Linked DNA regions of Homo sapiens: regions 1, 2, 3, 4 and 6 are each linked to region 5. A link is a contact called in ENCODE Hi-C or POLR2A ChIA-PET data. All regions are on one chromosome and are shown on one strand. The core of a region is the stretch at or near the end of the contact, and the rest is flanking DNA. Distances in the headings are between cores, read along the strand shown. Region 1 holds the start of CSRP2 (cysteine and glycine rich protein 2). Region 2 overlaps LOC105369844 (a long non-coding RNA gene). Region 3 overlaps LOC105369844 (a long non-coding RNA gene). Region 4 overlaps LOC105369844 (a long non-coding RNA gene). Region 5 holds the start of BBS10 (Bardet-Biedl syndrome 10). Region 6 overlaps LOC105369844 (a long non-coding RNA gene).

Evidence for each region. A loop is a pair of places that touch in the nucleus more often than their neighbours do. ChIA-PET counts read pairs that join two places held with the same protein, here RNA polymerase II (POLR2A). Pooled maps may share reads with other maps.
Region 1: a pooled map shows a loop between it and region 5 (5-fold over the local background). The contact joins the promoter of CSRP2 here to the promoter of BBS10 in region 5. A Hi-C loop is called at or near these places in 10 of 50 pooled maps.
Region 2: a map of HCT116 shows a loop between it and region 5 (7-fold over the local background). The contact joins the enhancer-like site here to the promoter of BBS10 in region 5. A Hi-C loop is called at or near these places in 1 of 168 maps with a recorded cell type or tissue (HCT116) and 4 of 50 pooled maps.
Region 3: a map of HCT116 shows a loop between it and region 5 (11-fold over the local background). The contact joins the enhancer-like site here to the promoter of BBS10 in region 5. A Hi-C loop is called at or near these places in 2 of 168 maps with a recorded cell type or tissue (HCT116 and mammary epithelial cell), 1 of 37 single-sample maps with no recorded cell type and 8 of 50 pooled maps.
Region 4: a loop to region 5 is called in a pooled map, with 5 times the contacts of the local background. The contact joins the enhancer-like site here to the promoter of BBS10 in region 5. A Hi-C loop is called at or near these places in 1 of 168 maps with a recorded cell type or tissue (HCT116), 14 of 37 single-sample maps with no recorded cell type and 11 of 50 pooled maps. POLR2A ChIA-PET finds 5 or more read pairs at or near these places in 1 of 52 experiments (HCT116).
Region 6: a loop to region 5 is called in a map with no recorded cell type, with 2.6 times the contacts of the local background. The contact joins the enhancer-like site here to the promoter of BBS10 in region 5. A Hi-C loop is called at or near these places in 1 of 168 maps with a recorded cell type or tissue (endothelial cell of umbilical vein) and 1 of 37 single-sample maps with no recorded cell type. POLR2A ChIA-PET finds 5 or more read pairs at or near these places in 2 of 52 experiments (OCI-LY7 and PC-3).

Annotation. Positions count from the first base shown.
Region 1 is chr12:76,876,149-76,880,935 of GRCh38, reverse strand. CSRP2 (cysteine and glycine rich protein 2) reads left to right here and starts at 1,917. Exons shown (of 6, transcript NM_001321.3): 1 at 1,917-1,998. It overlaps LOC124902971 (a long non-coding RNA gene), which reads right to left and starts at 2,577. Exons shown (of 2, transcript XR_007063380.1): 1 at 2,286-2,577; 2 at 1-1,048. RefSeq lists silencers at 1,648-1,697, 1,728-2,157.
Region 2 is chr12:75,704,253-75,709,302 of GRCh38, reverse strand. The region is part of intron 1 of LOC105369844 (a long non-coding RNA gene); the gene reads left to right. Among named protein-coding and RNA genes, the nearest start is that of KRR1, 200 kb to the right of the region's middle. Within about 2 kb of position 3,059, at least 12 of the 41 ENCODE cell types and tissues checked have a DNase peak (open chromatin) inside an H3K27ac peak, as active enhancers do; they include HCT116, where a contact is called at or near this core.
Region 3 is chr12:75,720,736-75,725,911 of GRCh38, reverse strand. The region is part of intron 1 of LOC105369844 (a long non-coding RNA gene); the gene reads left to right. Among named protein-coding and RNA genes, the nearest start is that of KRR1, 210 kb to the right of the region's middle. Within about 2 kb of position 3,076, at least 14 of the 41 ENCODE cell types and tissues checked have a DNase peak (open chromatin) inside an H3K27ac peak, as active enhancers do; they include HCT116 and mammary epithelial cell, where a contact is called at or near this core.
Region 4 is chr12:75,639,712-75,644,347 of GRCh38, reverse strand. The region is part of intron 8 of LOC105369844 (a long non-coding RNA gene); the gene reads left to right. Among named protein-coding and RNA genes, the nearest start is that of KRR1, 130 kb to the right of the region's middle. RefSeq lists a silencer at 1,893-2,093. Within about 2 kb of position 3,152, at least 5 of the 41 ENCODE cell types and tissues checked have a DNase peak (open chromatin) inside an H3K27ac peak, as active enhancers do; they include HCT116, where a contact is called at or near this core.
Region 5 is chr12:76,347,145-76,352,108 of GRCh38, reverse strand. It overlaps BBS10 (Bardet-Biedl syndrome 10), which reads left to right and starts at 3,694. Exons shown (of 2, transcript NM_024685.4): 1 at 3,694-3,947; 2 at 4,322-4,964. The coding sequence starts at 3,751. OSBPL8 (oxysterol binding protein like 8) reads left to right here. Exons shown (of 24, transcript NM_020841.5): 24 at 1-312. RefSeq lists enhancers at 3,293-3,342, 2,489-3,438, 3,439-4,388.
Region 6 is chr12:75,782,941-75,788,105 of GRCh38, reverse strand. All of the region lies in intron 1 of LOC105369844 (a long non-coding RNA gene), which reads left to right. Among named protein-coding and RNA genes, the nearest start is that of PHLDA1-AS1, 240 kb to the left of the region's middle. Within about 2 kb of position 3,370, at least 11 of the 41 ENCODE cell types and tissues checked have a DNase peak (open chromatin) inside an H3K27ac peak, as active enhancers do; they include PC-3, where a contact is called at or near this core.

The DNA of each region.
Region 1 (4,787 bases), core at 668-3,167, 530 kb before region 5:
TCAGAAACAAGCCCAATTTCTTTTTTGTTTTGTTTTGTTTTTTTGAGACGGAGTCTCCCTCTGTCACTCAGGCTGGAGTGCATTGACGTGATCTCCACTCACTGCAACCTCCACCTCTCAGGTTCAAGTGATTCTCCTGCCTCAGCCTCCAAGTAGCTGGGATTACAGACATGTGCCACCACGCCCGGCCAACAAGCCCAATTTCAAATGATAAGACATGGCTATGGAATTTAGGGACAACATGAGCTTGACGGAAAGCAAACAGCTCAGGTTTGGGAGGCCCCTTCCACAAAGAGGCATTGAGAAGAACTCAGGGTAGGAGAGAAAGGGCAGTGGTTTGCTGCAGTGAGACTCACTGATACAGTTTCATTCAGTAGAAGCACTAGGCAAACTTATACAAGAAAAAATAAACATTGTAAGCAGCTGAGCTAAAGCGAATGTAGAATCTGAGGGACTGAATTTTCCTGTTGGCCCGTGAGTCAAGTCACTTACACTAGCTGATATCACTGAAATAAGGATTGCCCATATTTAGAAAAGCTCACAGCAGGCAAGAATGCTTTCCAGACTCCTGCCACAGTATCAGGAGATGTCAATCACCACTATGTGTTTTTGGACAGTACTTGGTGGACAGAGAACAAGGCAGCTATAATGAGTTTATCCTGGATTGGCCCCAGCATATAAAATAAAACAATAATAATATTATAAGTCGGTTCTGTACGTTGTCATGCGGATATGTGCTCCCTGCCCTCTCCCCAAGAGGGCATTTGGCAATGTCCAGAGACTTTTTGATTGTCACAACGTCGGGGGCAGGTTGCAACTGGCATCTAGTGGGTGGAGGCCTCCTACAATGCACAGGACAGCCCCCTACAATAAAGAATTATCCAGCCCAAGATGTCAATGGTGTGGAGGATGAGAAACTCTGGACCAGAGGAGGCAATAGCATTTATGGCATGAGGGGGTTTTGGTCACTGACTTTTTTGAACTCCCCACTCCGCAAGTATCAGTTCTCCGGGATCATTGCTTCTGGCAGGAGAGGTCATGAGGAGGCCTAGAATATGAACCAGATAGAGATTGCATTGTTTATTTTCCTTTTCATCTAAAACAATAAATCATCCTGTAGCTTAGGCATTAGGTCCCTTCGGATGTCACGGTATCCTTGTGCTTTTCTGACATCAACACATATAAATACAGGGCCTGTGGCGCCCGGGGTTTCTGCCTGGGTTTAGGTTTCTTCCCCCTCAGCATCGCGTGCTGTGCCCTGGTGGAGGGGAAGAGCGAAACACTTTGGGAATGGGGCGTTTTCGTAACGTCATTTATTTAGTCTAGATGAATTTTGCTCTTTAAGAATAAGAAGTTGTGGATTCCCAGAAGCTGGAAATCGGACGAGAGAATATGCGTTAACTAGGGAAGTTAATCACGTTGAGTTTACTGACAAGGACAAGGCAAGGGGGAGGTGGCGGAAAGCCCCGTTTGGCTGACTTTCTACTGCTGGAGCCTCCCGGCCCATGACTGTCTCCGCGAAGAGGGGGATCGGCGCTCGCGGTGGACAGGTCCGACGCAGGGCGGCGGGGGCCACTTTCCAGCGGGACCGTCCCGCCGCCGGGCCTCCCTGGAGGGGAAGGAAGTCCCTCTCCAAGTCCCAGTGGCTTTTGGAACTGCCGGGTCCCTTTGGGAGGGAGCGGTCCCGGGACGTGGGAAGATGCCGGGCGGGCGGGAAGCTGCAGGAAGAGGCGGGCCTCCTGCCTTTTGTCTCCTGGTGGCTAGCCCGGAGCGGGCAGAGGGCAGCCCGCCCGCTACACGCCCCAGCCCGGCAAGCGGCTCCGGGAATCCGGCGGGCGGGGCTGGGAGGAGGGCGGGGCGGACACAGGCCGCGCCCACCGAGCGCTCTTTAAAAGGCACCGGCGCGCGCTTCGCCTGGGATCTCGGACTCCCTGGACCCTCCCTCCAGCCCAGCCTCGCTAGCTCCGCCTGCGGTACGTGCTCCCGCCTCCGACTCAAGTGAGTAGGGGCGGTGGGGCGGTTCCGCGGCGCCGCCAACCCCGGGGCGGGAGTTGCAGGGGGTTTCCACCGCCTCCCGGGGTCGTGCTGTCGCCCGGCCGGCGCGCCCCGGTCTCCTCCGACATCCCCATCCCGGTCCGCATTTGTGCCCCTGCCAGCCTTCTCATCCCTGCGCCCCAGATTTTCTCTCTCTTATCCCCCAAACACACCTGCCCTTGTCCCCGAGGCCGTCCAGGCCATGCCCTGGGATCCCAGGCCCGCGGGGCAGGTAAATAATCTTATATGACCTTTAATTTCTCCATACTGGTTTCTCTGGGAGAGAGGCGGGTTGTGAGTTTCGCGTTTCTGCTAATCCGCCTCTTAGCAGCCGTCGGTCCCCTCGTCCAGCGGCAGGCTCTCTCTGGGGTGGGGGTCGGAGTCTCAGGGCCCCCTCTGCCCGGAGTGTGGTGAGCACCGAGGGCGACCTTACTGGGTTCTGTCCCCTAGGGGTGGAATGGGGCTTCTACATCCCCCCGAGCCCAGGGTACTGCTCCTGCCGCCGTACCGGGCTCCTGGCATCCCCATTGTTTGGTGGTGTCTGCCCACCCAGCACCGAACCCCTCTATGTTGAAGGAACAGCAGGGAATGTCAATCACTTACTCCTAGCTTTTTCCAGAACTTTCTACGATTCAGGTACAAAGAAGAATGCAAGAATGCTTGGTTGTGAAATTATGCGACAGGTCCTGCGAATCACATTCTGGGTTCTCCAGAGCCAGATTCAGGAGCTCCACGTAGGCACCCCCTGGGGGCGGGGGCGGGCTTTCTAAACCGGCGGATCCCTTTCCCCCTTCTAAGCCAGGACATTTGTTAAACGATTTTTACTTAAATGGCTACCCAAAATGTTTAACCTGTTTTATTTGCAGTCTGCAAACCAAGCACATTTTCCCTTTATAAATGCTTTTCGGTACAGAATTTTTTTTGGGGGGTGGGGGGGTGGGGCGGGGGCAGTTAGTAATTTTTTAACCCGGGCAGCGAAAATCGTCGTATTTAGTTCTTGACTTTTCCAATTAACCTGTTTTAAAACTCTCCTCATAAAATGCCAAGAATTCAAATAGGACAGCCACAAAGTTGGCTGTACTTTGACTCACGTTTTTCAAGAAAGAATTGGGTGATAGATTTTGAAAGGGAGAATCTAACATAGTTTCAGAACTGCATGCCAAGCTACAAAGAATGTTGTGAAGTACTAAGTGGTCTCCCCCAGTACTCCTGGGGTCATCGCTCTCGTCCATTGTCACTGATACTTTGTCAGTATTTCTCTGGGTCCTTTCTCCTCTGCATTGTAGTTTTCTTTGCTCTTTTGGTTCTGTGTTACCTTTGAGACCAGACCTGCATCACATGAGTCTTTGAAACTCACAGTGCTTGCTTGGGTACCTTGGACAATTGACTGAAAGAAGGAGCGAATAAGGTTGTGATTATAGGGAACAAAAATATAATTTGACTCACACAATAGGTATTTGTTTGCAGATTTGATCTAAAGTTCGTATCATAAATTTTTAATGCATTTCTCCGAATGTATTTAACAAATATTGATTGATACTGGTATAGGCTAAGTACTGTGCTGAAAGCAGTACTTGCTGGAGGCCTGTCCTGATGAAATTGCAAAATCACTTGGATTTGGGGGAGATTGAATTTTATCCTAAAACAGCAAGAATGTTGGTGTAGAGTAGAGGACAGCAATAAATGAGGAGTTTTAGAAGCCTGAGTCCAGAGGCAACTCTGACACTAAATTGCTATAGTGATCTGGGTCTCTAGGTTTTCTTCTTTGTCAAAAGTGAGGTGAATCAAATGAACCCCAAAAGGGAGCCCCCTATGGGAGAGGAGGCATGGCTGAAAGGGGGAGGAACGAAGCCAGGCAGGACCAAATTCACACCTCAACTCCAGTACCCATTGGTTTGATGCCCTTGGGCAAATTAACTTTACTCTTTGGCCTCAATACTTCATCATGTAAAATGGGTGTAGTGGCACATGCCTTGCAGGGTTGTCATAAGGCCTGTTGATACTTGTACAAAGCCCAGCCCAGCCTGGGAGTAGTTCCTTGTAATTAGACAAAGTTGTGCACTTGGTTGAATATATGTGGGAAAAGGCTATCAGTGAAAGTCTGTTTCAGGAGAGAGCTGGCTCACACCTGAAGAGCGTTTCCTAGACCTTGCCTGGAGGCCAGCTTTCTTCTCTGTGCAGATGTTCACAGGTTTCCTCAAGGCACCTTACCCTGACTGCCAGCATGCCATCCCTTGGGTTCTGTTGGGTGGGGATCCCCAGACACCTCTGGATCTTTGATTACCTAGGTGGGGTTTCTGACTTTTTATATCATGGCACTCCTGTGAGGCCTCCAGACCCCTTCTCAAAATGACGTAACATAAAGTATGTGGTACCAAGTTCCCCAACCCCCAGAATTAAAAGGAATTGTGGCCTTTGGGTTAAGAATCCTGAATTAAGGGAATATTTCTCAGTCTGGATAGTGGAGAAGCTGGGCACAATTTCTTTTTTTTATATTTTTTCCTTTTCAAATTCCTTTTTACCACAGGCACAATTTCTGATTGTTAAAAATTTTATTGTTGTAAGTCACAGAGGAAGAACTAATAGAAGTACATGGTGAATGATCTGGAAAGGATATCAGGTTCCTTGTTTTTTTGTTTACAATCTTATTGTGCCAACAATACTATTGTCTTCGACTAATAAGAACAGACACCATGTAATACATTAGGGCCAAATTACTTCCCAGTTCACTATAGGAAAGAGGGCTTCATGGT
Region 2 (5,050 bases), core at 1,810-4,309, 640 kb after region 5:
ATAATTTCAGGTAAAAATTTCAATCACTTAGAGCCGCTGTTTACACATTTGTAAAAATGGAACAAAAGCTGTGGCATGGAGAAGAGATAGAAGCAGAAGAAATGAGTTTAAATCTTAGTTCCTTAACCTCTTGGAGCCTAAAAACGTTAGTTAGTACCCACTCCATATGGTGATAATGATGATTAAGCACCATCTCTGCATTGTGAATTTATAAGGGTTAATGGAGTAAATGTGTATAAGTTTCTAGTATTATGTATAGTGTTCAGCAAGGACTACACAGATATCAATTTCCTTGTTTATTCTGGGCAGTTTTATAGAGGTCAAAAATCCCTTTGTTTTTCAGGAGTCAAGGACTTCTCATATTGTCAATAAGCTTTTTGAGCTGGAAGGCCAGAGTAGGTCATGACACATTTACTTGCATTGCTCAGTGGAAGAGGATTCTACAGGGTGCTTATAAAATCTCCAAGCTTAGGAAAATGCACATAAGTAGTTTCTGGATATTCTCTTTTAATACAGTGTTCACTGTGTTAGCCTCATCCACAATATGTAGTTCCATGTGCTGTGCAAAACTACAATAAAAATGTGGCCGGGCGCAGTGGCTCACACCTGTAATCCCAGCACTTTGGGAGGCTGAGGCGGGCAGACCACCTGAGGTCAGGAGTTTGAGACATGCCTGGCCAACATGGTGAAACCTTATCTCTACTAAAAATACGAAAATTAGCTGGGCATGGTGGTGGGCACCTGTAATTCCAGCTACTCGGGAGGCTGAGGCAGGAGAATCGCTTGGATGCAGGAGAATTGCTTGAACCCGGGAGGCAGAGGTTGCAGTGAGCCGAGATTGTACCATTCCACTCCAGCCTGGGTGACAAGAGTGAAACTCCATCTCAAAAAAAAAAAAAAAAGGTGCACCCTAGATATCCAACCCTGCCACTGCGGTGCAATGAGGTAGTGCACCAGCCTTAAATCATCACTCTGGACCGCCTCTCCTAGTCCATCAACTAACGACATGATTTAGTCACTTGAAAATGGCAAACATGTGCCTATGTTTCCAAATTTTAAGGCCACCCTGTGGTTAAGTTCTAACATTTGAATAAGATAAAGGGCCTCCAGGGAGAAGTTTATTCTGCTTTCCAAATTGCAAAAGTCACATGATTATAAGAACAGTCTGCTTTCCTAGAGGTTTGTGGGAGCAGAGTCTATTCATGACCTTGTTTTCAGATACAGCCACTAAAAGGACTCCCTGCTAAAAAATATTTTTCCCAATATATCCAATTTATACATAATTAGTCATTTTCTTTTTGTTTTTCCTTAAGCTGATGAATTACTTAGAGTTCTTATAAATTCACTTCAATATTTAGAGGTTACATAGAAGAAGAAGAATGAAGAGACAATAAGAAAGGGTAGGGAAGTAGAAGAACCAAGAGAGTGTGATATTCCAGAACCAAATGAAGAACAAGTTTCAGGAAGGAGACCATGATCAGCTATGCCAGATACTATTGATAGGTCAAGTAAATGAAGGTTGAGAACTGAGTGTGCATTTGGTAACATGACTATCAGAGCCCATGATGAGGCAGTTATTAGTGTGGGGACCAAGAGAAACACTGGAGTGAATTGAAGAGAGAAAACAATATTGATCATAGACAACTGTTTTAGCCGGGCGTGGTGGCTCACCCCTGTAATCCCAGCATTTTGGGAAAGTGAGGTGGGTGGATCATCTACAGTCAAGAGTTCAAGACCAGCCTAGCCAACATGGTGAAACCCCATCTCTACTAAAAACACAAAAATTTGCCGGGCATGGTGGTGGGCACCTGTAATCCCAGCTACTCAGGAGGCTGAGGCAGGAGAATCATTTGAACCCAGGAGACGGAGGTTGCAGTGAGCCGAGATCGTGCCATTGCACTCCAGCCTGGGCAACAGAGTGAGACTCTGACTCAAAAAAACAAAACTGTTTTGAGTTTTGCTGTTCTTTTATTTATGTTGTCACACTCAGTGTAAGGTAGTTTATGAAAATCATTATATCTATAGACATTCTGTTTGTGAAAATAGAACTCACTTTATCTCTGACCTCTATTTTCCGTGATTTTTACATAACAAAGTACATAGTTCCTCAGGCCAACATATGGAAACCTAGAACAAATGGCTTCCAAGGCCCCTCCCAGTTGAATAATTCTGGTGAATTCCCTTTCCATGAACTTCCTGCCAGATGTTCCTCATGACTGATCTTATTTCCTTTATGCTTATGAAAGTGAGGCATAGCTTTTTTACAAAATTACTTAAGTGTATGTTATCAGAATGCAGCAGAGCAAAGCAAAGACCACGTAACTTGACACAGCCATGGCTAGAAGAGAAACCTTATCTGCGACAGATATTTTTAGTTGCCACTATTTTCTATCACACTAAGCCCCATTATTTTAGGCTATATGGAAATGGGTAAACTGAGGGGCTGTACCTCATAACAGCCTCATTTTTCACGTGAGAAACCTACTTTAGAGAAAGCTCTTAAGATGTGTCTTTATATACTTAGCCAGCAGATGACCACTTTTATTTTTTCCCTGCTAAGAAAATTCTTTTTTCAATTCCCTGGAAAATACTGTTGAGGCTGTCATGCTGTTGGGGGAAGAAAACATATTTCCTCATTTATATTGTGCCTGCTTATCTATATTTCTGCAAACATTTCAATCTTCCTCCCCACTGCATTTTTTACATCAGCCTTTCTAAATACAGTTCATGGTGTTCTGTTTTATGTCACTGTAACCCTGACTGCTATGTGGAAGCAGGTCCTGCAGTGCAGGAAGCCTGCTTATAATTGACAGATAAATCTGTTTTCTAGAAACTCTGCATTCCGCAGCAGCCCCAGCATATATGATTCTTAAATAATCGCTTTGCTTATTCCCCAAACAGAAGGCAGTCAAATCAACCAGTTTATTCTTCCAGAATTGCAAGAGGACTGCCATTCATTTTCCAACTTTTCCTTTTTTTTTTTAAGCTGCGGTTGTAAAAACTTGGTGTGCTTTGGGATGTGTCATCTCTTATTTCTTAAGGGTCAACTGTGTTAAGAGAGAGAAGGTCAACCTAAACAGTTCTTGGATTTCATTTCGGGAAATTCCAGGCCCCAGCTCAGCTCGTTCTGTGCATGTCCACCTACCGAGGCTCGGCCCTCTGTTGTTGCAGCTGTTGCTGAGTACAGAGCTCATTTATCCCCAATCAGCTGGAGCTTCCTGTAAGTGTTGGATGCTTTTCCCTATTGCTACTCAATTGGGATTTTTTTTACAAGATTTATCAAAACAGTTCCAGCTACATGGTGCTTTGGAATACATACCTCCAAAGTCCAATGACTTTTCAAAACACAGATACTATGCTAGTGGCAAACTATTAGAGATGTCAACTGCCTCACTTGGTTCAACCTCTACCATGTTGTAGGTGCCTCCATGCAGAATGGGGAAATGGAATGAGGAGTTTGAAGGAACACATGGAAAGTCTCTAAATTGTACCTCTCACCCCAACCACGCCATATTGGAATATACAAGACTGAAGAATTCAGAGTCACAGCCTTGACTCCAACTCCCTTGTTCTAAGATAAGAAGAATCTTAGTGATTTACCCAAGGTCATATGGCTGATTATGGCATTAGCCTCTTGTAATCCTTTTGATACATACGATCTTGAAAAAAAATCCAAAATCATAGACAAGGGGTTCATTTTTATAAAAAAATATTTATTCTTGTTATTATTTATCCTAGGGGTCTTGGAACATTGTGTTTGATGGCAATAGTTTTAATATGGCCGATTCTTTCTAACCTTGTCAGAAGTCTGTATTTTGATAAGATAGAAATATAGATTTATACCATATCTGTATAAACAGTCATCCGCATACATGTGTGTTCTGCTTCTATCAATAGCTCTTTTGTCTCAGGGATAGGAAATAAATGTGTCTGAATTTATATTAAAAAAACACCATCAAAGTAGTAAAATACACTAATCCACTGTGTATTACATAAGGCATTTAAATTCCGATAATTCATGTCTGATGCAAGCAGTAAGAATATGAAATAGTACACATTTATCTCTTTTCTTCATGAAAACTGGGGCAAAAATAATAATATTCTAAAATAAAGGAGAATACCATTTAAAAATTCAAGCCTCACCTCTCACTCTACTCCCGTTGCCTGAAAACATGCAGAGCTCCCTTTGATAGTTTGATTTTGAATCTATTGACTTAAAAATATCTCCACTAGTTTTTCAGGCCAGTCATTCTTCATTCTAACAAAAGTAGACTTCATTTTTGTTTTCATTATCTTTTAGAGACATTGGATTGCTGAACAGTTTTGGGCCAAAATCCGTCGGCTGCATTTCTTTTAGCTTGCTGGCTAAGACTGTCCATAAGGAAGGATACTCACGCTTTGCTGACATTTCCTCCCTAGGTCTCTACATTGCGTCAATTGACTCGCCAGTGGTTAATAATGTGCACTCTGGAGTCAGATTACGTGGGTTGGAATCAGGCTCTACATCTTGCTAGCCTGGCAAATTTGAACTAATTATTCAAACTATCTGAGTCTCATTTCCCACCCCTATCCACCATAGGATTTTTGGGAAGGTCATATGAGATAATTCATGGCACAAATTAAAAACTCTATAAATAGTAAAATTTATTTACTATTATTACATATGAAATTACATATGAAATTAAGTATTTTTAACCTTGAGAGAGACGGAGAGAGTCAGATTACATAGATTTTCCAAAAAGTGCACCTGAATGGAACTTTGAACCTCCAGGCCAGCCTGCACAGGTGTTCAGAGCTATTCTGTGGACCTGTCAGTCATAGAGTTGTTGTTTTCTCTTGTTCTCTTGTCTTTCAAAGGACTAAGAGGAAGGCCTATTGTTATTCACGGAAGGATATTTATTGGCCAGAGTATATCTGACCATAGCCTCTTATGGAACAAAAAAAATCATTGTTTATTCATATTCTAACTTCCCCTCCAGGAAGTACAACAATGCAATAGACAACAACCTTTTTGTAAGGTGAGTTCAAGCTAGATAAACAGATAAACAGA
Region 3 (5,176 bases), core at 1,827-4,326, 630 kb after region 5:
TGCTCTGTTTCTTTTTACACGTCCTTGTTCAAGCCACTCTACTCCATGCTGGGACAAGACAGTTTGTTCTTAGGTTAACAGAAAAACAGTCAGAGTCACCTCCTCTTAAAGCATCGAGCACCAGGTGGGAAAGGGCTCAGATTTTTAAAGGTTGCTCAGTGGGGCTTTGAAAATTAAAGAGAGCCCAGAAGAGATGTGGAGAAAGCATGCAATTACACTTGAGAAGGTGTAGCCTTTCCACTGGGTGCATTCTTGATGAGACAGCAAAGTGAGTCATTAAACAGTAGGCTGTCAATAAAGCTGAGACCCAGATTTGCCGTGGATCAGCTGCACTGCCAAAAATTTAACCATCTAAAAAAACCATGGGCAGATCCTTGGTGAACCCTTGGACCTGTTTGCATTACAAGCTTACAATCTTAATTTTTCTGAAAAGAAATAGAGAAAGGAGTAGATGTATATTGAAGAATTGCGATGAAATGCAAGAGTTCCTTATAAACATTACGCAGGGTCATTTTGGAAAGTCAATAATTTATAGCCTTTTTACTGGCCTCAGGGAAAAATGATCACTTCCACATTTGAATTTTAGTAAAAGTTGTTTTTCCTGGATCTCCATTAAATTTCATCCAGCTTTTGGCAGAAATTGTCTTCCTGGACCCTACTGGAGTGCTGGCTGACAAGTTACATCTTCCATGGGGCCACAACTCCCTAACGAATTCTGGGAGAGCAGCCTATTTTTGTTACCAGACGCTGGAGGATGCGTGACATGTCATTAACCTTCAAAACTGGCTCTGCACAAGAGTATTGTCAACAGATGGTGACTCTGATTCTCTCTCTCTCTCCCCTCCCTCCCTTCCTCCTCCATCCCCAGGATATCTTCTGGCATAGAATGCTCATTGGTTTCAAAGGGAAATTCGTGTGTGACACAGACACTGTGGAATGTAGAACAAAAACTGGAACAAAGTCTCTTATATTTATAATTGCGGACTATAGGAATTAAATGCACAGAGTAAACCATCAATAGTGTTTATACATTAAGACAGGCATACCAGTGATAAAGTGAATATTTATGCTGAGAGGCAGGCTCTTTAGGATCAGGGAAAGGTGTCTGGGCACTGGATGGAAGAGCTCAAAGCCAGCATTGGACTTAGAATTTTGGCCCAGCCATTTAACTCTTCAGTCTCTCACTTTGCCTTTTCAGTTTTTATCAGTGGAAGTCAATAGTAATTAGGGCATTATTTATCAGTTACTCCCAAAAAATGTAATCCCAGCACTTTGGGAGGCCGAGGCGGATCACGAGGTCAGGAGTTCAAGACCAGCCTAGCCAAGATAGTGAAACCGCATTTCTACTAAAAATACAAAAAAATTAACCGGGCGTGGTGGCGGGCGCCTGTGATCCCAGCTACTCAGGAGGCTGAGGCAGAGAATTGCTTGAACCCAGGACGTGAAGGTTACAGTGAGCCTAGATTATGTCACGGCCCTCCAGCCTGGGGGACAGAGCGAGACTCCATCTCAAAAAAAAAGAAAAGAGAAAGTTAATTCATTTATTATTTTTAGCAAATATTTATAGGATGCTTAAAATATACCATGCACTATGCTAGGCTCTAGGAAGAAACAAGATGTAAAGCAAAGTGCCTGTCAGGAAGAGGCTGACCAGTAATCAGATGATTATAATACAGCTTTTGAGAGCTTCCTATGGAAACACATATGGGGAAAGGAGAGGTCTACAACCCAGGATACCATGGGGCGCAGTTCCAGGGGCACAAAAAGCCATGCGGTAAACATATCACAGCTTCCCAAAGCATCAGTTTTATTTAACAGGACATTTAAACTATTTATCTTAAAATAAAATATATATATTACAGAGTAGAAAGAAATTTTCCAATAAATTTCTTTTATTTAGCCCACGTATACCGGGTTCTTTCACCTTTCTCTTAATGAAGACTTCTAGGGAAAAGTGAGGGCATAAAGACCGGTTTTTGTGTAGGCGTTTATGAAGCCTAAGAAGCCCTTTCAGTGCCACTTCGCCATCAGTGCTAGAGGAATCCACATCATACTATTTACATTCACAGGGCACCATGTGGTTTATAAAGGCATTTGACGAATTTTGCACCTCACAGTAAACAAGTGTGCTATTTTGCTTTACTGATGAGGATATCGAAGTTTTATGAGATTAATCCATTTTGGTGAGTGGTTCAAAGTCACAGAGTGATTAGTGGCAGAATCAGACTTCATCTTGGTTTCTGACACCAAATCCATTATTCTTTCTCCTGTAACTCATTCCTTCTCTTTCCAATGATTAAAAATTAAAAGACTGAGGTAAAGGATCTCTAGCCTTTTTCTGGCACATATCCACCTTCTTGCTCTTTGGGAATGGAGGGTAGAAGTGAGGAAGGTAGACTCTGGCAGATGCTGAGAGTGAAGTTCTTGAGAGGCCGGGTGAGATGGAAGGCTCTGCTTGATGTCTGAGAAAACTTAGGGAAAGGGGCATGGGAATTAATGAAGGTGAAACTGGGTTAAGTAGGGAACACTGTGGTGACAATTTAAGGATCTATCATGAGAGGTGTCAAGATCTGCTTGTTGTTAGATTTTGGGTCTCTTGCTAGTTGCCCTTCACATAGATTATACTCTTTGTTCTCTCATTGACGCCTCATGACCTTAGACTTGCTGTTTTGACTTTTCCATCCATCAAAACTAAACTAGCTAACATTGCAAAGTTTTGGAGGGATATAACATCAAAATAATGTTTAAGATGCCCCATCTTAAGTTAGGCAGTGAGGAAATACCACAAACCATGCTGATGCTTCTTGAAAAACAAGCAGGGCTAAGCCACATATCATTACTTGGCAATGCTAAATTCCTGAATTGCTTATATATACGTTTCACATGTAACCTCTGTCTTTAAACTAAAGAAGTTATTTGCTTATAATAATTACAGATTTGATTAAAATCATACACCGTGATTCAAGATTTAAAAATTAAATGGCTGAGACAAAGAAGTGACAAACTAAAGGAAGCCACAGTATGCTTGCCAATTGTTCTTGGCAGGAAATGGATGACTCATCCTGAACATGTGCTTTCGTTGCTGGGACAATGGGGCGCAATGAAAATGTTCAACTTACTGAATAGTGTGGACATTTTTGTCATCTGTTTGTAGGAGACTGATGAAATACAACTACAGATTAATAAGAACCCCGAAGTAACCTATGCTTTTGTGTGAGAAAACTAATGATAAATATTAAGAAAAAGACATGGACTGTTTCAAAATAATCAGTAGGTTTTCTATGCACTAAAAGAGACTGTGTACGGCAGATCCCAGGAAAGTAGAGGTGGAGAAATTCCAGAATTTAGGAAGGAAACTTAATATTGCCAATGGGAGACATGATTTATTCCCAAGAAGGAGAAAATAGGATTAGTAGCTGAGGGAGAAGTAAACAAGTAAGTTTTGGTTGCAGGAGAATGGGCCATTTCTGAAGTCCTTCCTAATGTGACCCTGATAGGATATCATCTCCTGTCTGGTATCTAATCCTGTAAAAATATCTGACAGGTAGACAGGGAAGGGGTATTAACTTGGTTTAACCTTCATGAACTGGCCCAGAGTTACTAAGCACTTAAAAGGACTGAGGGGCTGTGTAGGGGCCGGAGTATATGGGAAATTTCCGTACCTTCTCCTCGATATTGCTGTGGACCTAAAACTGCCTTTAAAACATTAAATCTATTTAAAAAAATGCTTTGTTGACAAAGTATCAGTGATCAAGGCAATCCTAGTTTGGCTAAAGGATGTGAACTGAAGTTCAGGTTTTATCCCTAACTGGCTCTGTAACCTGGGGTTAGTTTGCCTTTCCGAGCCTGTTTCTATATCTATTAACAAGAAGCTTCCCTAGCTTATCTTCAAGGCCTTTTCCAGATGGAAAATGCTGTAATTCATGTGAGCAGAAATATCTGTGTACATACAACAGTCTCAGAGGAGAGCACAGTTTTGCCAACAGATGAATACCTTGAGATACCCCAGGGAAATTTACACTCTGTTATTATAGATTTGCAATCACAGGTGTGTTGTCGGTAGTGGAGCATGAGCTGAAGGAAATGATTATTGTGAGTGGGGAAAAGGGCATTTTATAAGCTGGGGCAGATTAATAATGAAGGTTGTGCTGGGGATTCCTGTTCCTTGTAACCTTAGCCATTCTGTCCATGGGGAGATCCTAGATTTGCATTTTCTCATTCTATTTGCTCAGTTAGAGCCCTCCTTTATCAAAGACTACTTCCTAAGTCCAGAATTCAGAATTGTAAAAGGAAAACTACAGAGGTGGTTAACAGAGTCCTGTGGTTTGTTCTACAGCATGTGGACTTGGCATAGCCTCCCCAAGTCTGCAAAAATGCAGGCAGAAGATGCCCTCTAAGTAAAGTGTACTTGCCTTTTCCTGCATACAGCCCTATGGACACAACAGTGAATAATGCCAAGAAAAGGAGGCAGCATAATATAACACCAACGCAGAAGGAGATTTTAGCACACAGATCCTTGCAGCAATCTTGGACCGTCCCTGAATATTCTCTCAATTCATTCTCCCAAACATTAGAGCATCTGTTTGTGAGCCAGCAGAGCTTTTCATTCAGAATCATGACACTCTGCAGGCAGTTACAGAGAAGAAAATCTTTTATCTCAGCTTTCAAAAAGCTCCATTAGGCAGATTCTTTTTCTTCTTTTCAGAACAGACCCCTGCTTATTTTAGAGGAGGTATGTTCTTGACAAGTGCTCTTCCCAAATGTGCTGCATTGTAATTCAACCCCCAGTAACTTGACCAGTTCTCTGACTTTATCAGATCGGATAGAGGAGTCCTGCTGCCTGAGGCTCTTGGCTGCAAAGGTGAATGTTGAGAGCAGTGCCTGCTGCACTCCTCTCTGCGGGTTCTCACCTCCCAGTGGCTCATTTCCAATTTTCGTGTTAGAGCTGCATGCAGAGACCTACCTGTTAGCACAAGAAACAGATGTTGCCTCACATCTCCGAGGCTTCAGAATTTATGAATACTGGTATTTGTGGCATTCATCTCACATTTCCTGGGATGGTCTTGATTCCAAATTATTTTTCTGAGTCTTTGATATTGAAAATGTCCTTTTATAGATCAGTGGTTCTCAAGCTTCAGGGCACATTAGAATCATATGAGGGTGCTTACTAAACAAT
Region 4 (4,636 bases), core at 1,903-4,402, 710 kb after region 5:
AGCCTGTGGGATAATCATCTACATTAGTGTAGAGTGAAGGCGTCTCATGCCTCTTTGGAAAGAAAATTCCACAAGAGCAACAGGGAGAGACTGCAATCTCATGACAGCCTGCTCAGGCTTTCCCATTATTTGTGATATAAATTATCATATAAACTAAACACTGGTATTTTTAAACTGTTATCTGCCACTGTTTCTCGATTTTGTGCCCATGCCTTGGTGTCAACCATCCCTGGGTCTTTAATTTCAAACACTATGTCCTTGTATTTGGGGATCTCCCCCAAATTGTGAATGACTTTCCTCTATGGGCCTGACCCAAAGTTGACTGTATTAAATGCCATGAAATAAAAATTTCTGGATACCAAAGAGAGAAATGAGTCAAATAGTTAAACATTAAATTCCCTATTAAAAATAATTCTTATATCATTGTTATCAGTTTTGTATCTGAAGATGGGAAACTATGTGTTGAAACCATACTGGGCCCTGAGATGGTATTTTGATTCATGTTAGGGCACATAAACTAAAAGGACTACCATAGCTTTCAGTTTAGCCTCTGCAAGAATATCTGGGGCATCTACTATAGCCCCTGGAGGGAGGGTCTTTGCCATTTCTACTCCATTCCAGAGCTCTGAGAACAATGTTGTGGCTGATAGTAAAAACCACCAGATCCTCTGCAGGAATAATTGTATTAGCCCATGTGTAGACAAGGGCACAGTCTTAGACCCTTCAACAAAGGAATATACTTTATTATTTATTTTTACTTTTTCGAGACAGAGTCTTGCTCTGTTGCCCAGGCTGGAGTGCAGTGGTGCAGTCTCAGCTCACTGCAACCTCTGCCTCCTGGGTTCAAGCGATTCTCCTGCCTCAGTCTCCTGAGTAGCTGGGATTACAGGTACCCACCACCATGCCAGGCTAATTTTTGTATTTTCAGTAGAGATGGGGTTTCCCCATGTTGGCCAGGCTGTTCTCAAACTCCTTATCTCAAATGATCCGCCCACCTCGACCTCCCAAAGTGTTGGGATTACAGTCATGAGGCACTGCGCCTGGCCAAAGGGATATTCTTTAAATAGCTTAGTAAGACATGATTCCATAAGTGATGATGGAATCTCTGAAACAAAACTGTGGAATTTTCATATGTTACAGAACAGTGTTATCCAATAGACATGTAATGTGTAAAGTTTTAAATTTTCATGGTGCCGTATTTTTTAAAAAGTTAGAAAACAGATGAATTATGTTGTTAATGTATTTTAACTATCATGTGAAAATAATATAATTTATATTATTTCAGCATATAATCAATATAAAACTTATTAATGAGTTTTTCCCCTCCAAACTAAATATTCAAAATCTGTGTGTATTTTATTCTTACAGCCAGTCTCAATTTGGACTAGCCAATCTTCAAGGGCTAAATAGCCACATGTCACTAGTGGCAATTAGTTGCTAATCTTGGATGGTGGAGTTATAGAGTCTCCTGAGATTGAATATACAGAAATTCGTACATCTCAAGATGCAGTAATCTTTAGCATGTCTTGCTTAGGAATAAGGGTCACAAATTATTATTCTGTTCTCAAAACAAGTCATTAAATGTCAGGTTGATAGGACATTCAAGCTTCAAAGTTGAGCGGGGAAGTATAGATTTTCCCATAGATCTCCTATAACTTCTTTTGAGGCTTTGTTCATATTATTTTTGCTTTGTTTTGTCTTGGGCTTTAAACCAACTTGATATAAAAACTACATAGTTAGTTTTTGTTCTAAAATGAGACAGCCTTACCTAAGTAATTTCAACTAATTTTTTAAAATGGACTGTAATTATTGTTTTTAGAACTGTGCTGTTTTCTTAGATGTCATTAAAGAAACTGCTGTGGGAGATGAGTAAGAGCATGTCTATTTCTATTCCAGGAATATTTTACTTGTTAACCTCGTGGTTGATAAAATTATGATCAATTAGTCAGAATGTAAGCTGCATGAAACCATGTGATAAATTGTTCCTCAATTAGAAAGTTGGTTTGCCTCCTTATTAACTTGCTTATTTTCCTTCTTTTTCTTATAGCTGTCCTTCCTGATAGATATTTTTATTATGGGTGTTATAAAATCAAACTTATATTTTAATTTTTACCATAGTAATAAGCTCTTGGACACACACACACACACACACACACACACACACACACACACATATTTAGATAATACATTGTAGTACAAAAAATTTGTTAAATAACTGTTTTCTTTTTTTATTTCTAAATCTCAGTTTATACCAGAGAGTAACCACTGAATAGTACCTAAAGAGAAGTTAACAATGGTTATGAAAATATAAATTACCTTTACTATAATTATTTTGCCTTTTGGAAATGCTTAACAAGATTATGGATAATTTATTATCCAACATTGATACATGACAACTCTCAGAGATGCCTGTCATTGGTAGCTGCCTGGATTAATTTTATATTGCTGCATAACACATTACCACAAGCTTAGTGGCTTAAAACTTAGCTTATTATCTCATAGCTTTGTTGGTTGGAATTCTGGGTAGAATATAACTAGGTTCTCTGTTCAGGGTCCTGTAAGGCTAAAATTAAGGTGTCAGCTGGGGCTGGGGTCTTATCTGAGGCTTAGGACCCTCTTCCAAGCTCATGGGGTCATTGGCAGAATTTGTTTCCCTGCAGCTGTCGATCTTGTGGACTTTGTGTCTTTAAGACCAGCAGGAAAATTCTCTTATGCTTCAAATCTCCTCTCAGAAAGGGCACATTCTCTTCTAAGGGTTCACCTGGTTAGGTCAAGCCCACCAAGGATAATCACCCTTTTGATGAACTCAAAGTAAACTATTTAGGGCCCTTAATTACATCTACAAAATCCCTGTTGCCATATAACTAATCTTGGGTATAACATCAGGGAGTGGAGATAGTGGAAGATCTTAGAATTTTGCCTACCAAATTTTCCACATGCCTTCAACACCCTCTATTCATTTGATACTTCTCCACATTGTGAGCTCCATTTTCCAAGGGTAATTTGAAAAGAAAAAAAAAAAATCTGCATTCTCAGACTCCCTTGTGGCTAAGCTGCAGATGTGTAACTATGGTTTTGTAAGTTAGAGGCGGAAGTGAGACTTAACCGTGGAGGTGAACTGTAGCAAGAAACAAACTGGGGATGATTCATTCCTTTTGCTAATGTGGGGGTGGTGGTGGCCATGGTAACTTCCTGCTCAGGCCAGTTCTTTGGTGTGGTTCTGAGGAATGGTTCCGGAGGGGCTAATCTTGAGACTATTCCTCAGCCCACCCAACAGTTCTCTGAGCTGTCTAATATCTTTCAATAAATTCATTTTTCTACCTACGCTAGCCACAGTAGCACCACAGTAGATTGTGGTGCTTACAAAATAGCCCCAACAGGCACAATTCCTAATCTTCCTTGTATATACTTTATGACTCTGGAGGAAATAATGTCTTTCTAATAAGATGAAATTCAATTAAAGCATTTTCCCTGCTTAGAGAAAATGGCTGTGGTTTATTAAAGAAGCATTTGATGTCTATTCCTTCTCAACTATTATCTTATTTGCATTTTCTGGAACATGATTAGTTATAATGTACTATAAGTTTTCATAAAACCAACATGAAAATAATTATGCCTGAATTATATGCATTCCATAAATATCATCTAGCTATCTCCTCATTTCATATTACCTCCTTCCTTTCCCTCAATTGCCACAACACTGTTAAGAGATATAAATAAATCATTAATACTTGATTTTCGGATATATGCTCTTGCTTTTGAGCTTGAGATATTAAAAAATCTCAGTTGACTATAGTTTACCTTGAAATGTTCCTCCCATGAAGGCATTTGACTTTTTTGGTTATTGTTGACTGATAACAACAAGCTAGTTCATGCTGAATAATTGTGTGAAACTCTTTTCTACACAATTTTCAAAATTCTAAACAAGTTGCATTTTTACTACGCTTGTAATTTTTTTCTTTAGGTTTATGTTGTATGACTAATTGCATTCTAAATTCCAGGAGAAAAGGTGTGAATACCTGCAGAGTATTTTGTAAATAAACATTGATTAGGCAAAAAATGCCATGTTTTCTTTCATATGATTTCAAACTGATGGTATTTTTCTGTTTTTATTTTATATATACCATAGTAACATTTTTAATCAGTACCATATGCCCAAACTTCCTTTTTATGGAAAATAACCTATTCCTAACGATAAGTAATCCTGTCTTTAAACACACACGTACACACACACACACACACACACACACGATACACTCATTATTAAATATTTTGTACCGGAAATAGTCTGTGATTCAGTGCTTAAATTGTTTAATAAATGATAAAATATTTTGCAGATTGGCCTCAGTGTAAGGTGAATAGTGATTTTTCAATGATCTTTTGTTCAGCTCCAGTGTTTCCTTCATACCACCAAACTCACACTCTGCTTATACCTAGATTTGCATCCTGCTGCTCCTGCTAACTCGCTGAGTGGCAGTGTGGCCTAGTGGATACTCTTTTGGCTTTTTGTTTTCTCATCTCTAAAATTAGGAAGCAGATTCTATGATTCTAAAATTTATCTACAAGTGGCCATTATTTATGTAAAGTAGTGTTAGTAGCTTTATTAAGGACATCATTTTTATCATGATATCATTTA
Region 5 (4,964 bases), core at 2,445-4,944:
ATCTGAGTTTAAATGTTCTGTTTAATGGCCATTCATAAATTCAAGCACTACCACTGGTCAGTTTTGTGTGATAGAATAAAAATATGTTACCTGCAGTGTAAGTACAGCACACTGTCAAATTCTTTTCCTTAAGGTGCACAGTAAATGTACAGATAGTTATAGGCCACTGTTTTGTAATGTAGTACATTTCTAATCTATTATTCCTAACCTATTATAACTGTTTGCAGAAAGAAAAGAATTTTTCTAATAATCTGTAAAATTATGCTAACTTCTACAAGTAGGCTTCTAAATAAAATTTTTAAAAAGAGCAAACGGTGATCAAGTGACTTTTAATACAATATGATGACTAAATTATTGCTAATTTGTTTTAATCCCCCCTTTTGTGGGGATAGGGATAGCTGCAAAGGATGGCAAAGGGCTTGAAAGGGATTCAACAGTGAGAATCCCTGAAGTATGCTTTGCTTGGTGCCTTATATTCATTCTTCTCGAATCCTCTATGAGAACCTTAGGTGGACGTTAGCCAGATTTTATACATGAAGATGCTGAGGCTCAGAGAGGTTGAAAGTCTCCAAAAGCTGCGGAGTAAGAGTGGTAGCCGACTCTTACTTTAAGAGTAAAAGCACAAGTTTGAATCTGTATCTCCGTGGTACACTTAAATAGAACTCTAATAGCACTTCACTTCTAAATGTCAGGAATATAATCCACTGCTTGAATCTATATTGAGTAATGTAACCCCTTTGTTATGAGTAGCACCACAAAAAAACCCTACTATTAAACATATACGAAATCCATATGAAAGGGTTTTTTTTTCCCCCCTCAGATCACCTATTAGTCCATACTGAGTCAACATCAGATGAGTTCCGAGACATCATTCCTCTCTGGTTTTCCCCCACCCTCCTTTCTTCCCATTCTTGCTCTCTGCTCAGGGTCCAGTTGCTTCTGGCTGTCATTTGGTTTGGTTTTATTAATTGGGGAGAAAAAGATGGGAGGGCCTGCCGGTTCCTCCTATCTTGTTCATAGCAATAAGGATTAAGGAAAACGGCCCCTCATTGTCCAACCTCGTGAAACATCTACAAGATCATTTTCTTGCTAATACTGGCATGCTTCGACTCTAGATGATGTATGTTGTGCCATTATGCTAGTTGAATCTTCTGCATCTCACAAAATATCACTTGTGGGAATAATAAACCAGGAGAGTGGTGACCTACCACAGTAATTTGGTGGGTGCGTCAGAGGCATCTGAACCAGAGCAACTCCAGTAATTTGGTGGGTGCGTCAGAGGCATCTGAACCAGAGCAACTCCATCTTGAATAGGAGCTGGGTAAAATGAGGCTAAGATCTAGGCTGCATTCCCAGATGATTAAGGCATTCTAAGTCACAGGATGAGATAGGAGGTTGGCACAAGATACAGGTCATAAAGACCTTGCTGATAAAACAGGTTGCAGTAAAGAAGCCAGCCAAAACCCACCAAAACCAAGATGGCCACGAGAGTGACCTCTGGTTGTCCTCACTGCTATACTCCCACCAGCACCAAAGACAGTTTACAAATGCCATGGCAATGTCAGGAAGTTACCCTATATGGCCTAAAGAGGGGAGGCATAAATAATCCACTCCTTGTTTAGCATATCATCAAGAAATAACCATAAAAATCGGCAACCAGCAGCCCTTGGGGCTGCTTTGCCTATGGAGTAACCATTCTTTTATTCCTCTTTCTTAATAAACTTGCTTTCACTTTATGGACTCGTCCTGAATTCTTTCTTGCATGAGATCCAAGAACCCTCTCTTGGGGTCTGGATTGGGACCCTTTTCCTCTAACAGGTGTAATATAAATATCTGTTGAGTGCTAACTATGCCAGGCACTATGCAAAGTGTTTAGTGAACATTCTCCACCTACTCAAAACCTCTTGAGATTTTTATTTTGTATATGTTATCTCCACTGGTTTTTTTGGCGGGGATTGTTTTGTTTTGAGACAAGGTCTCGCTCTGTCGCCCAGGCTGGAGTGCAGTGGTGCAATCTTGGCTCACTGCAACCTCCCTTCCCGAGTTCAAATTATTCTCATACCTCAGCCTCCAGAGTAGCTGGGATTACAAGCATGCACCACCATGCCCAGCTAATTTTTGTATTTTTAGTAGAGACGGGATTTTGCTATGTTGGCCATGCTGGTCTTGAACTCTCGGCCTCCTGTGATCTCCCACCTCGGCCTCCCAAAGTCCTGGAATTACAGCCATGAGCCACTGCGGCAGGCCCATTGTTTTTAAAGATGAGAAAAGCAGAGATCAAAGAGGTTACTTGGTGAATGCCACAGGTAAGGAAATGACAGAGCAAATCCAGGTCTGAATCCAAAGCCCATGCTCTCAAGTGCCTGTGTTTTAGGCCAGGCAAGGTGGCTCATGCCTGTAATCCTAAAACTTTGGAAGGCCAAGTTGGGAGGATCACTTGAGGCCAGGAATTCAAGATCAGCCTGGGCAACACAGGGAGACCCTGTCTCTACTAAAAGAGAAAATAACCAGGCGTAGTGAGGCACAAAGCGACTTGAAGGCTAAGACAGGAGGATCACGAGCTCAGGAATGCGGAGCTGCAGTAAGCTATGATCTCGCCACTGCACTCCAGCCTGGGCGGCAGAGTGAAACTTCATCTCTTAAAAAACAAAAAAAATGTTATAAGAGACAGTATTTTCTGTCTTTGGGTTATATACAATAATCCTTGGCCATGTGTTTTAAAGCATACTGTTGATCACCGACGTGATTAATGGATTTAAATCTGCACAGCGGCTCATGCCTGTAATCCCAACACTCTGAAAGGCCGTGGCAGGTGGATCATTCAGGTCATGAGTTCGAGACCAGCCTGGTCAACATGGTGACATCCCCATCTCTACTAAAAATACAAATATTGGCGGGGCACAGTGGCGTATGCCTGTAATCCCAGCTACTTGAGAGGCTGAGGCACGGGAATCGCTTGAGCCCGGGAGGCGGAGGTTGCAGTCAGCCGAGATTGCGCCACTGCACTCCAGCCTGGGCGACAGAGCGGGAGTCCATCTCAAAAAATAGAGACTTCGCATCATTTCTGCTTAATATATTTGTGGTGTCTAGAGTTTTATTGTGATACCTGAGTCTAGGAAATGTGGTAAAGCCTCTGCAGCAGACATAAAGCCTGCAATTCATGGCTGTGGCCAGGCTCTCCTCACCTGTCCTGCATCTACAAATTATTTCCGTTATGGTAAGGAGAGCAACTCGTGGGGAATGTGGACAGGAACATGCGTGAATCCAAGGCAGAGGTTTTGCCCCGGAAAAAGCAGCTTCTGGCAGGGGATGAAAGCCAGCAGAGTTCCAACCGGGGTGCCCTCTCCTTCACGCAGGCCCCACTACCGTGTTGACTTAGGAAGAAAGTTTCTCGGGAGACTAAGGGATTTGGGGGCAGCGGACGCCACTGGAGGGAGATGAATTCACCTAGGGAGCCGGGGAGGGGCTTAGGGTTGCCGCTCCAGGCACAGCTGCTGGAAATCCTAGTCTGTTTTTTCTGCCTTCGCGTACAACGGGCCAGCTCACCCCACCTGGCAAAGCTGCAGGGCTTTTCCACCAGGCGGACAGAAGGGCAGCCCTCTCGCCCAACCAAGAAGCCGTGCTACCCCGGCTTCGACTCCTGGCTTCCGGGTTTTCTCCCCGCCTATTCCGTTTCCGGCCGTTCCCACCCCTGTTTTCGGTCGGCCCGGGTGTTCTGCAAGCTGGTCAAAAAGGGGAAGCGGCCCAGATATGTTAAGTTCTATGGCCGCTGCAGGGTCTGTGAAGGCGGCGTTGCAGGTGGCCGAGGTGCTGGAAGCCATCGTGAGCTGCTGCGTGGGGCCCGAGGGACGGCAAGTTTTGTGTACGAAGCCCACTGGCGAGGTGCTTCTCAGCCGGAATGGAGGCCGCCTCCTGGAGGCGCTACACTTAGAGCATCCCATAGCCAGGTACCCGCGTCCCACACGCTAACCCGTAGCCGGGCACCCCAGGCAGCCTCTGTGGAGCTCTTGTCCCATCCTGAGGCGATGCGTACTTAGAAAGACTGACCTCGGGTGAAACCGCTGTATGCTCGGAATTAGAGCCCTGCCCAAGGGAACACTCCTGCACCCCAAATCTTACCAATTCTCAAGACCACTTCTCCCCACTCCACCCAACGGTGGAATCTTGGAATAGAGCAGAGTTTTTTCCAAGAAAGGAAAAAACTAAGGATGTATCCAAGGAACAATATTCTCATTTTATGCTTATGGCTGTGTAAACATGGTTTTAAGATGTGGGAAGCCAGCCTTCTGAAAATGAGTTGCTTTATTTCTTTTTTGTACAGGATGATAGTGGACTGTGTTTCCAGTCATCTCAAAAAAACAGGAGATGGTGCAAAAACATTTATTATCTTTCTTTGCCATTTGCTTAGAGGACTTCATGCAATCACAGACAGAGAAAAGGATCCTTTGATGTGTGAAAACATTCAAACCCATGGAAGGCATTGGAAAAATTGTTCTCGGTGGAAATTTATTTCCCAGGCTCTCCTAACGTTTCAGACACAAATATTAGACGGTATTATGGACCAGTACCTAAGTAGACACTTTTTGTCTATCTTTTCGTCTGCTAAAGAGAGAACATTGTGTAGGAGCTCTTTAGAGTTGCTCTTAGAAGCATACTTTTGTGGAAGAGTGGGAAGAAATAATCATAAATTTATTTCACAGTTGATGTGTGACTACTTTTTCAAGTGTATGACTTGTAAAAGTGGGATTGGTGTATTTGAGTTAGTGGATGACCATTTTGTAGAGTTGAATGTTGGTGTCACTGGCCTTCCTGTTTCAGATTCCAGGATCATAGCTGGTCTTGTGCTTCAGAAAGATTTTTCTGTGTACCGCCCAGCAGATGGTGACATGCGAATGGTGATAGTAACAGAAACCATTCAGCCTCTTTTTTCCACTTCTGGATCAGAGTTTATTCTAAATTCAGAA
Region 6 (5,165 bases), core at 2,121-4,620, 560 kb after region 5:
ATAATAATAAAAAATAAATAAATAAATAAAATGTTGCTCTTTTTAGTAGAGAGGGTATAAGTAATTTCTGTTTAAATTATCAATAACCCTTATTGATGGGCTCTAAGTCCATAAAGGGTGTGACATAAAGGTCAAAGAAGCTTGCCTTCTCAAAATATATTTAAATCTAAATAGGAGTTTTCATAGCCTTCCCCCAGTGGAGTCTACAATATGGGATGAATAAAGGAGAGATTTTTGGCTGAGGGCTGTTCTTAGTGTCTCTGTACATTCCCACTTGACCTCACATGCTGCTGTTGTGAATGAGACTCTTTACTGGCTGGAGACCTAATGCCCCCTAAGAGCATGGACTTACGGCACGAGGAAACATGGCTACAATTCTTATTATTTAAATAGCTACTTCTCTTGGATTTGTTGATTATAACAGCTTCATCACCTTGTAGATATGGTAGGCAAAAGCCACGTTAAAAGGTAGGCTTGATAAGTCAAAGTTGTTTTCTCACAGAAGATGAAAGAAGTGATTTATAGTTTACTCACAGAGAAGAGTTTGAGACCACATGAGAGAAAGGCTTTTCTTCTAGGAAACTGTAGGAACCTGATAGACTTTCCAGAAGAGGGAAGCTTTGCTCTGGTTGTTCTTTCTCATGGGGGTAGATTTCCTACTTTTTCACGGCTTCTTTTCCTTGAGTAGGACTAGGTGTTTTTTTTGTTTTTTTGTTTTTTGTTTTTTGTAAGAAAGAGTCTCACTCTGTCACCAGGCTGGAGGGCAGTGACATGATCTTGACTCACTGCAACCCCTGCCTCCCAGGTTCAAGTGATTTTCCTGCTTCAGCCTCCTGAGTAGTTGGGACTACAGGCATGTGCCACCATGCCCAGCTAATTTTTTTTTTTTTGTATTTTTAGTAGAGACGGGGTTATACCATGTTGGCCAGGCTGGTCTTGAACTCCTGACCTCAGATGATCCACCTGCTTTGGCCTCCCAAAGTGTTGGGATTACAGGCATGAGCCACCATGCCCTGCCAGGACTAATTTTTTTCTTTGTTCACCAGGGTGAGTAAATACAATCTTTCAAATACTCTCAAGAGTAGGCCTGCCTCAGTTTTGCTTGACATTGAATGAATATGATTCAATTCTCAAATACCTTGGTATTGAAAGTGGGGTATAGGTGGTCTATTATATTGACAGTATTTTTACATTAGTCTTATTCATGTAGCACATATTTGTTGAGCATGAAATGTGTGCTAGATGCTAGCAATATAACAGGATATAGAATAGATATAGCCTCTGCCTTCAAAAAGTCTATAGTCTACTAAGGGAGGCAGACATTAATTCTAATTGCAGTAAGTGCTATGAAGAAAAAGCATACATCATTTTGCTAAGTGTCATGGAGAGGAACCTCTTTTCCACCTGATTCCTATTTCCTTGTGGAGAGGTATCAATTAATATAGCACTCCTGGCTTCTCTGAATGGGGCATGCCTAGCTTAGCCTTTCTCATCCCTTTGCTTTTGGGATGGGCTTGTCTGCTCTGAGTCTCTGCCTCTGAGTGGGAATTAGGGTTGGGGCCTTCCAGGTTTCCGGTGCTGCCGTGACTGCATAGGTCTATCTAATTCTGCCAGTTAAATTAGGAAATCCACTGATACCCTGCACTTAAGTACAGTCCCCAACCTAGCCTTTATTAGTATTTTGTTGATAGTTGACTGTCATCTGTTGATCCTATTGTCTCTCTCAATTCAGAATTTAGGTGGAATAGGTGGTGTTATTATTGGGTCCCTCAAACCTCAATAGTAAGAATCAATTTGACGCTTATACTAGGGGAACTGACAGAGTGTAATTTCTGGAGCAGTGTAATTTCTGGACCTGTGGTTTTCAGAATTCTGCTGCTCACGGGAAGGTGGATTGTAGTGAGCTGACAGGGCCGAATTCTGCCCCCTTCACCAGTGCCTGCAGTGATGACAGATTTGTTTTGATCTATTTTACATATTAAGCTTCCACATAAAAATTCTGAGCTTAAAAATAATTTAAAACCAGTGCCTTGAACTTGTTGCTTTCAAACATTTTAAACCACAATCCTCAGTCATAGTTACATTTTATATTATTCAAACTCGTATATATTATATACATGTGTATACTGACCTTACTATCTGTGGTATAGTTTATTGCATTTCCATTTCATACCAAAGAGAAGTTTGGTTAAAACTCATGGAATTGATTCCACAACCCTCATTACATGAAATTTAAAAAATTCTGCACAAGACCATGTTTATTTTATCTCAGGCCTCTTGTCTAGTAAAGACCTGACCTTCCCCTGATCATATCCCTTTTGCCCCATGGGCCTTATTTCTTTTGGAGCTCAATATATCATTCATTTTCTGTATACAAATACATTAGAGTTAAACTTATGAAATTACCAGCCCTTCTGAGAAAGTACTTTTTCAACATTGTTATTATTGCTGAGGATTTCAACAATAGCAAAATAATGTATTACATTCCAAACTTGGCAAATGTTACTAAATATTTCTCTTGAGGCTCATTTTCAACCATATTATTATTACTGGCCTGTTTTTTTGGGTTTAATGAGATAATTTTCTATCAAATCATGGTAGCGAACAGAGCTGACACAAATTCTCAAGTTTGTGGTAAAGTTTATACTCCATTGGAAAGTTTCTTTTATATAACAATATTGGCAGGGCTCATGTTTTAGAATGAATTATTTATGTGGGCCCATTCACCACTGCTACCCCATTCTACACAGCATGACATCCAGAAAATGGCAGTTTTGATGAGCATGATGAAGGCAGTATCATTTTTGTGCTTGATACAGTGGCCGGAAAGTTCAGGTCTGGGTGGCATCCTGAGAAAGGGAGCAAGGCAGTGTGGTGATGCCAGGTGCAAGAAGGTGGGGGTGTCCAGAGGGAAGTGAGATGCTCTGCAAAAAAGTCAGAGGACATCTCAGAAAATAGAGCCACCTTCCTGATGTAGCTTCCAACAGTCCTGTCTCCTAATCCCTTCCAGCCCCCAAATATATGAAGCTGACTTCAGAGAGATAAACACCAAGGAGTCAACCCATTACTTAGCTTTTGTTTCCAAAATAAGACATCTTCTAGTTAGGAGAGCTTCTGACCGAGGGGCAAGTGGTTTATCCTCAAGATGGTAGAAAAGCAATGTGCATGCTCAGTAAAACTTGGCCTCACCAGATGCCAGGCTCAGAGAGTCCTCTTTCCTGCCTTTCTTGCGTCACTGCCTGTTTGCTTGAAACAAGCAGTAGAAATAGTCAAACACAGGTGCTGGCTGCACTGGCAGCACAGCCTCTCCTCCAGATTCAGGCTCTCCCTGGATGGCACTGGCTGGTAACCACAGAGTGAAGATCTAATCAAGCCAATGCTGGCTCCCTGCCCACCACTAGCTGGTTTTATTCAGCTTCCCCAGTGTTGATAATAAAACACAAGTGAGCCTTCAGTTTCTTGCCTGCTAGTTCCAAAGCCAGCATTTGCTGCATGCTCTCTGACTTGCAATTTGGTGGCATCCTGGACAGGACACTTGCCTACAATCAGCACACCTGGCTTCTTTGTCTAGGTTTTGCCTCCAACACATGGTACACATCACTTCAGCTACCTGTGCTTTATTTCAAATGGAGATACTAACCCCTAATGTTGGCCAAGCTTTGTGATTATTTATCTCAGGGATTTATCAGGGTTGAAAGCAGAAAAAGCTTTAATGAAATTCAAGACTCTGTCCTAAGATCCTAAATGGTTGAAGTGTGTCCTGGAGGGGGCTGGAGTGGAACAGGCCATATGAGAAACAATAAGGCTGGAAGGAGAGATTTCTGGTGACTGGGAGGGAGAGACAGATCCTGCCCTCAGAATTTGTACCCTACTCAGGTTGTGAGAAGGCCTCAGGGGGGAAGTGTTGACAGGAAGGGCACCTGTAGGAGGCTTGGGTTCTCCCACTTGTGTTCCCCTGTTTCATCTGAGATTTCTAGTCTTGGCAAAGAAGCAGCAGAACCTGGGATAATGGGTGTCTCAGCCACAGCCAGTGTGGACCCGCAACTGACACCTTGAGGGCATTCCCCATCTTGAAGCTAGTTAAGACCCCAGGACTTTTACATATTTGCAGGAGGAAACCCAAGAAAGCGTAGGTTTAACTTCTAGGTCCAGCGAGAGTGGAGCTTGGAGTCAGAATTATAGTGATTTCAAGAATGGGAAGAGTAGGTAATGCACAATTTTTTGCATACCCAAGTGAATGGACTGAGGTTCTTAGTCTATATGTGTGTCACTGTATTTACTCAGTGAACTCTCAGAAAACCTTGTACTTCTTTTCTGCACACACTGAGCTTCTCTGCCAGGTGCCTTCTGAGGACATGAGAGCTTCATGCTAGGCTGGCCTTGATGCAGTGTGGGCAAGGCCTGGAGCAAAGAGTCATGAAAGTTGGAGGCTTGGAGTCCTGCCCACGGGTGGATGAGTGGCCCAGGCAGGCCAGGACTAAGTGCTGAAAGCCCATCAGTGCAGAATCATCCCATCGGGGCAGCATCGGGGTAACAGTCAAGCAGCAGCTCTTTGCCCAGTCTCCTTTTGCACCAGCTGTAGCTATTTGGGACTGATATGTTCTCAGGGCTTCCTCAGCCCCAAGTCCATGACCCCGTTTGTGCTTAAGGTGAACAGACGTCTCTCCTTTTAACAGAGGGGCAGGAACCCAGGAGACTGCTGAGCCAAAGCTTCTCCCCAGCTGTAATGCTTTCCTGAAATAGAGACTTTGCCTTGGCTCTTAGACCCAGCTCCATACTTTACTGTTCCCAGTTAGTCATGGAAAGACGAAGGTGCCTAAAAATAAGCACCATCTGGGCCCACAAGGTTCAGCAGGGCACACTCACAGCTAATGGAGAAAGTTTCAGTCTGCCTTTGTGGTCCTGGAAACCCAGCTGTGATGCGCTTGCCAGAAGGGCCCTTCAAGCCGTGTTATTCTGAGTGTCTCTCAGGGCAGCCTTTGCAAAGGCAACTTTTCACTGCCTGTAAGTTCTTGAGGTCACCCAAGGATAGCAGCTTCAGGGAAAATATGAGAAAAAATGTATTTTTAGTGCATTTTCTCATGTCTTTGTGTTGCCCCGCTCTCTTTCATGCTTCTGCAGTCCCCACTCCACTCTCCATTAGCTGCCTAGCTTCTGTGCCTGGT